Regions from separate parts of the Homo sapiens genome. Here region 1 is linked to region 2. The links are chromatin contacts, found by Hi-C in ENCODE. All regions are on one chromosome and are shown on one strand. Each heading gives the region's core, a stretch centred on a gene start or an enhancer-like site at or near the end of the contact. The rest is flanking DNA. Distances are from core to core; before and after follow the strand shown. Region 1 holds the start of ZNF701 (zinc finger protein 701). Region 2 holds the start of ZNF845 (zinc finger protein 845).

Region 1 (3,287 bases), core at 619-3,118, 760 kb after region 2:
TTAAAACCGGGAGGTAAAGGTGGTGGTGAGTAGGCCGGGCTCGGTGGCTCATGCCTATAATCCCAGCACTTTGGGAAGCCGAGGTGGGCAGATCACCTGAGGTCAGGAGTTCAAGACCAACCTGACCAATATGGAGAAACCCCATCTCTACTAAAAATACAAAATTAGCCTGGTGTGGTGGCACATGCCTGTAATCCCAGCTACTAGGGAGGCTGAGGCAGGAGACTCGCTTGAACTCGGGAGGTGGAGGTTGCAGTGAGCCGAGATCGCACCATTGCACTCCAGCACGGGCAACAAGAGCGAAACTCCGTCTCAAAAAAAAAACCAAAAAGGGTTGCGGTGACCCAAGATCACACCATTGCACTCCAGCCTGGGCAACAAGAGCGAAAGTGCATCTCAAAACAAACAAGCAAACAAACAAACAAAAAGCAGGGAAAGAGGGTCAGCTGTAGAACTAAGACATAAGCAAACTTTTTCAATCAAGAATGCTTGGGTGGCCAGGTGCGGTGGCTCACGCCTGTAATTCCAACACTTTGGGAGGTCGAGGCGGGTGGATCACCTGAGGTCAGGAGTTCGAGACCAGCCTGGCCAACATGGTGAAACCCCGTCTCTACTAAAAATACAAAAATTACCTGGGCTCCATCCTCACGTCTTATTTAATCTCTTGTTGCTCCTTCTCCCCAATTCTTCGATCGTCCTCAATCTCCATATATTTCCGCCTCTTATCCCATCTCTGCATCTCTGCCGCTCTCCCTGTTAAATTCTCTCTTCTCTGTTTTACCCCCCGTCCCCACTCTCTAGCACCCCAGATCCCCAGGCGTCCTCCCTGCTGTGGTTCTCCCTCTGTTCTCCTTGCCACCAGCACCACTCTGCTCTGTCTGCCCTGGCTCCAAATTCCTCCTCTCTCTCTCTCTCTCTCTCACTCTGATGAGCCTCCCTCTTTGCTGCCCCTCTCTACCTTGCTGTCTGTCCTTCATCTCTCTGTACATCTAGCTTTTCTCTACATTTCTCCAGTTGCTTTTCTCCTCCTGCTTTCTTATCTTTTTTTTTTCACTTTTGCTGTCTCTTGGCAAATCCCTCACCCATCCTCTACTTTGCCATCTGTTATGGGTCTTTCTCATTCTTCTTTTCTCTGTCTCAGGTTTTCTACTACTCTCTGTCTCCTGATCTCTTTAGCCCACACAATCACAGGAGGGTTTGAAGTAAGACGCCTGCATCCCAGAGAGGCTCATTTTTCAGGGGTTGGAGCTAGGCAGGCAAGAACACACCGTGTCACAGGACTGGCCCCTGGCACCTCCCCAACGCTGGCTCAAGGAAAGTGGTGACTGCTAAGGGGAGACTTGGGGTGCAGCAAGGCCCAGCATGAGGCGGGAGGTGGGGTGCGACGACGCCTTCGGTGGGGTCCACAAGATCCCAGCACCAGGCAGAGAACTCGGCCTCCCTGAGACTGGGATCGCGACGTTTGCGCTTCAGGCGCCTAAAGGTTGAGACTGGGAGGCGCCCAGGCGGAAATACACATCTCGGGTGAGGACTTTGAAAAGCGCGGGGAGGGAGGAGTTAAAAAACGGTTTTGAGCACAGAAACTACGCGATAGGAAGTGTATACAGCGCCCTGTAGCAGAAAGACTGGAGACGGGAACAGCCTCAGGGCGACTTTAAACACAAAAGGAAGCGACTTCCGGATTCCCAGGGGAACGTCTGCATTTGCTCTGGTTGAAGGAAGATGGGCGAGAATTTACAGGTCTGTGGTGACCCCACGTCCCAGGTACGGAAGTGCCGGGGATATGGGGAGTGCAGACTTAATACAACACAGAGCAAAACTCACCGCCGCGGTGCGACCTTCACTCCACGGGATCCGCTTCCTGGTCTGCGCGGATGTGTGCGCACAGGACTAAAGCCAGGCCTGGGTGGAGCCAACGAGAAGGTGGGCGGGGCCTGATCGAGGTAGAGGCGGGGCCCCAGGCGGAGAGACCTTGCCCTTTAGAACCGGCAGAGGGCGGGGCCGGGGCGGGACCTGTGCGTCTCTCAGCCTCGCTCCCAGCGACTCTATTTTTCGGGCTTTGGAGGCGAGAGCGGTCAGGAAGGCTGAAGCACGATTCGAAAGCCCTGGAATTGTCTGGAACGGGGATGCAAACAAGAATGTAAAATGCAAAGCCCTGCCTGGGCGGAACGTACAATTTCATGCTGACGGCCCACAGAACAGAACAGAAATCCTCTCCCTTTCTATTCTCCATTCACTCAGGAGGGAGAGTCCACCCTGTGCTCAGCTTCAGAGACTTCCCTAGGGCCTCCGCCTGGGATGCGCGACGGAGTGTTCAGGCCAGGGAGGAGTGAAGTCACCACCTACTGCTTAAACATAGCAGGAATGCGGCCAGGTGGGCGGGAGCCTGAGGGCCAGAGGCGGGAGGATCACTGAGCCTGGGGGTCCAGGCCAGCCTGGGCGACAAAGTAACACACCCTCCCGCAGGGCTCCCCTCATCGTCTCTTTTAATTTTTAAAATAAAATTTTGATTGTGTGAGATAGGGATACAACATTATTCTTTTCCATGTGGATATCCAGTTAATTGTCCCAGCACATTTGTGGAAGAGATCTATTACTTTCTTTTTTTTCTTTTCTTTTTTTTTTTAAGACGGAGTATTTCTCTGTCGCTCAGGCTGGAGTGCAGTGGTGACATCTCGGCTCACTGCAGCCTCTGCCTCCTGGGTTGAAGCGATTCTCCTGCCTCAGCCTCCGGAATAGCTGGCATTACAGGCACAGGCCACCATGCCCGGCTAATTTTTGTATTTTGGGTAGAGACGGGGTTTCACCATGTTGGCCAGGCTGGTCTCGAACTCCTGACTTCAAGTGATCCGCCTGCCTCGGCCTCCTGAAATGCTGGGATTACAGGCGTGAACCACTGTGCCTGGCCCAAGAAATACTCTTCACTTCGCTCTTAAATGTTGAGAAAATACAATTGAAAACTAAAAAAATCTTCCCCTAAATGAGAAATCATCTTCACGACGATAACAGAGAAAGAAATAAAAACTATTTTATTAATAAATAGGCCTTAGACCAGCATGTGATGGGAAATAGAGGACAGTTGAGAGGTTGAAAAGAGAGAAAGAAACTTCACTGTTCTATACAACCCAAATACATGTTTTCAAGATAAACACTGATCAGTCCTCAGGGAAGAGGACTTGACAACACCCTTGGTCACACATAATTCATCCTGGCTCTACTTGGTAATGGAGGTGACCATCTGTGTCAGCTAACTAGCATCATCCTGAGGGAGGGGGAGAAACCCTAAC
Region 2 (3,248 bases), core at 749-3,248:
CCTGTAATCCCAGCTACTTGGGAGGCTGAGGCAGTAGAATCAGTCTGAACCTGGGAAGCGGAAATTGCAGCGAGCCGAGATTGTGCCATTGCACTCCATCCTGGACAAGAGTGAGATTCCATCTCAAAAAAACAAAAACAAAAACAAAAACAAAAAACAAAAAACGACTATGTAGGCCAGGCACGGTGGCTCCTCTCTGTAATTCCACCTGTAATCCCAGTAATTTGGGAGGCCAAGGCAGGACGATCCTTTGAGGCCAGAATTGAGACCAGCCTGGGAAACAGTGAAACCCCATTTCTACAAAAAAAAAATACAAAACCTAGCCGGACTTGGTGGCTCACGCCTGTGGTCCCAGCTACTCAGGAGGCTGAGGTAAGAGGATCGCTTGAGCCTAGGAGGTCGAGGCTGCAGTTAGAGGAGATCACACCACTGCACCCCAGCCTGGGCGACAGAGCCAGACCCTGTCTCAAACTATAAATTAATTAATTAAATTAAAATTATTACATAATAACAGAAAGTGATTTTTTTCTCCCACTTCACTGCCCCATTTCCTACCTCACCATGGGAAGAGGGAAGAGAGGCTCTCACAATTGAATTAAGTCACTACCCTCTGGCTGAATAGGGATTCCAAGTGGAAGCTGACCTCTAATGCCAAGATTTACAGAATGTATGTGTCTTATAGATAGGAATTTTAAAATTCTCAATATCATCTGTATAATTTAAACAAGTTCTAAGTTATTAGATTATATAAACAGAAGTCAACATATCACAACTAATCATATCCAATGAACTCACCCACTCATCTGAACCCAAAGTCCCCCACCCCTTTTAATCTTTTGAGACAGGCTCTGCTCTGTTGACCAGGCTGGAGTGCAGTGGCATGATCTCTGCTCACTGCAGCCTGGACCTCCTGGGCTCAAGTGATCCTCCTGCCTCAGCCTCCAGAGCAGCTGGGATTACAGGTGTGCACCATCACGCCCAGTTAAATTTTTTTTTTTTTTGACAGAGATGGGGGGGGGGGTCTCACTATTTTGCCCAGGCCGGTCTTGAACTCCTGGACTCAAGCAATCCCTCTGCCCCAGTCTCCTAAAGTGCTAGGATTACAGGCGTGAGCCACTGCGCCCAGCCCCCCTTTCTTCATTACTGTGCTTCCCTCCCTAATTCTGTACATATCTCTCATTCTCCCCTTCTCTCTCTAGCTCTTGTTTTCTTTTTCCCTGGGATCTGCTCCTCCTGCTGTTTTTTGTTTTGTTTTGTTTTTTTCATTTTTGCTCTCTCTTGGCAAATCCCTCACTCATCCTCTACTTTGCCATCTGTTATGGTCTTTCTCATTCTTCTTTTCTCTGTCTCAGGTTTTCTACTGCTCTCTCTCTCAGTCTCCTGATCCCTTTGGCCAACACAATCACAGGAGGGCTTTGGAGTAAGACGCCTGCATCCCGGAGGAGCGCATTTTCCAGGGGCTGGTGCAGGGCAGGCAAGAACACCCGGTGTCATAGGACAGCCCCGGGCACCTCCCCAACGCGGGCTCAGGGTAAGCGGTGACTGCGGTGGGGAGACCTGGGGAGCATAAGGGCCTGGAACGAGGAGGGAGGTGGGGGGCGACGGCGCCTTAAGACAAGACTGGGAGGCGCCAAGGGCGGGAATCCGCCTCGCGGTAAGGACTTTAAAAAGTGCGGGTCGGGAGGAGTCAGAAAAAGGTTTTGAGCAGGGAAACTACGCGATGGGAAGTGTATACATTGCCCTATAGCAGAAAGATTCGGGAAGGGACCATCCTCAGGGCGACTTTAAACCCAAAAGGAAGCGACCCCTGGACTCTGACGAGGACGTCTAAATTTGCTCTAGGTGAAGGAACACGGGTGAGAATTTCCAGGTCTATGGGGACCCCACGTCCCAGGTACAGAAGCGCCGGGGACTTGGGAAGCGCAGACTTAACACAACACAGAGCAAAACTCACCGCTGCGGTGGGACCATCACTCCATGCGATCCGCTTCCGGGTTTGCGCGAATCTGCGCGCGCAGGACAGAAGCCAGGCCTGGGCGGGACCCGCGGGGAGGTAGGCGGGGCCTGAGCGAGGTAGGGGCGGGGCGCGAAGCGGAGAGACCTTCCCCTTTAGAATTGGCAGAAGGCGGGGCCGGGGTGGGACCCGTGCGTCTCTCAACCTCGCTCCCAGCGCCTCTTGTTTTCGAGCTTTGGAGGCGAGACCGGACAGGAAGGCTGAGGCATGATTCAAAAGCCCTGGAATTGTCTGAAACGGGGATGCAAACTAGAATGTGAAATGCAAAGCCCTGCCTGGGTGGAACATACGATTTCATGCTGACGGCCCACAGAACAGAATAGAAATCCTCTCCCTTTCTATTCTCCATTCACTGGGAAAGGAGAGTCCACCCTGTCCTCAGCTTCAGAGATTTCCCTAGGGCCTCCCCCTGGGATGCGGGACGGAGTGCTCAGGCCAGGGAGGAGTGAGGTCACCACCTACTGCTTAAACACAGCAGAGATGCGGGCGCGGGGCGAAAGCCTGAGGTCCCAGCTACTCAGGAAGCAGTGGCAGGAGGATCGCTGAGCCGGGGGGGGGGTCCAAGTTAGCCTGGGCGACAAAGTAACACCTCCTCCGGCAGCGCTCCCTTCCTCGTCTCTCTCTCTCTCCTTTTTTAAAATTTCTTTAAATAAAATTTTTGATTTTGTGAGTTAGGGATCCAACATTATTCATTTTCACGTGGATATCCAGTTAGTTGTCCCAGCACATTTGTGGAAGAGATCTATTACTTTCATTTTTATATTTAGATTTTTCTTTTCTTTTCTTTTCTTTTTTGAGACAGAGTATTTCTCTGTCACCCAGGCTGGAGTGCAGTGGCGAGATCTCGGCTCACTGCAACCTTCACCTCCCGGGTTAAAGTAGTTCTCTTGCCTCAGCCTGCCAACTAGCTGGGATTACAGACGCGCGCCACCAAGCCTGGCTAATAGTTTTGTATTTTTAGTAGAGACTGGGTTTCACAACGTTGGCCAGGCTGGATTCGAACTCCTGACGTCAAGTGATCCACCTGCTTCGGACTCCCAAAGTGTTGGGATTACAGGCGTTAGCCACCGCGTCTGGCCAGGAAAACTCTTAGAAGTTGCGCCTGCATACCACTGGACTCAGCTTGCATGACCACATTCCTTTCAAGGCTCAGAATTATTTAAAGATCCATACATTTACATTGGAATTATTTGATGTTTGAAATATTTAATTTCCTACCGAGATACGGGTACTG

Evidence for each region. A loop is a pair of places that touch in the nucleus more often than their neighbours do. Pooled maps may share reads with other maps.
Region 1: a map of B cell shows a loop between it and region 2 (38-fold over the local background). The contact joins the promoter of ZNF701 here to the promoter of ZNF845 in region 2. A Hi-C loop is called at or near these places in 1 of 168 maps with a recorded cell type or tissue (B cell), 1 of 37 single-sample maps with no recorded cell type and 8 of 50 pooled maps.

Annotation. Positions count from the first base shown.
Region 1 is chr19:52,568,868-52,572,154 of GRCh38, reverse strand. It overlaps ZNF701 (zinc finger protein 701), which reads right to left and starts at 1,868. Exons shown (of 4, transcript NM_018260.3): 1 at 1,825-1,868. RefSeq lists enhancers at 831-1,439, 1,600-1,849, 2,659-3,268.
Region 2 is chr19:53,332,499-53,335,746 of GRCh38, reverse strand. It overlaps ZNF845 (zinc finger protein 845), which reads right to left and starts at 1,998. Exons shown (of 4, transcript NM_138374.3): 1 at 1,955-1,998. RefSeq lists enhancers at 1,510-1,599, 1,870-1,919, 2,018-2,882 and a silencer at 1,990-2,209.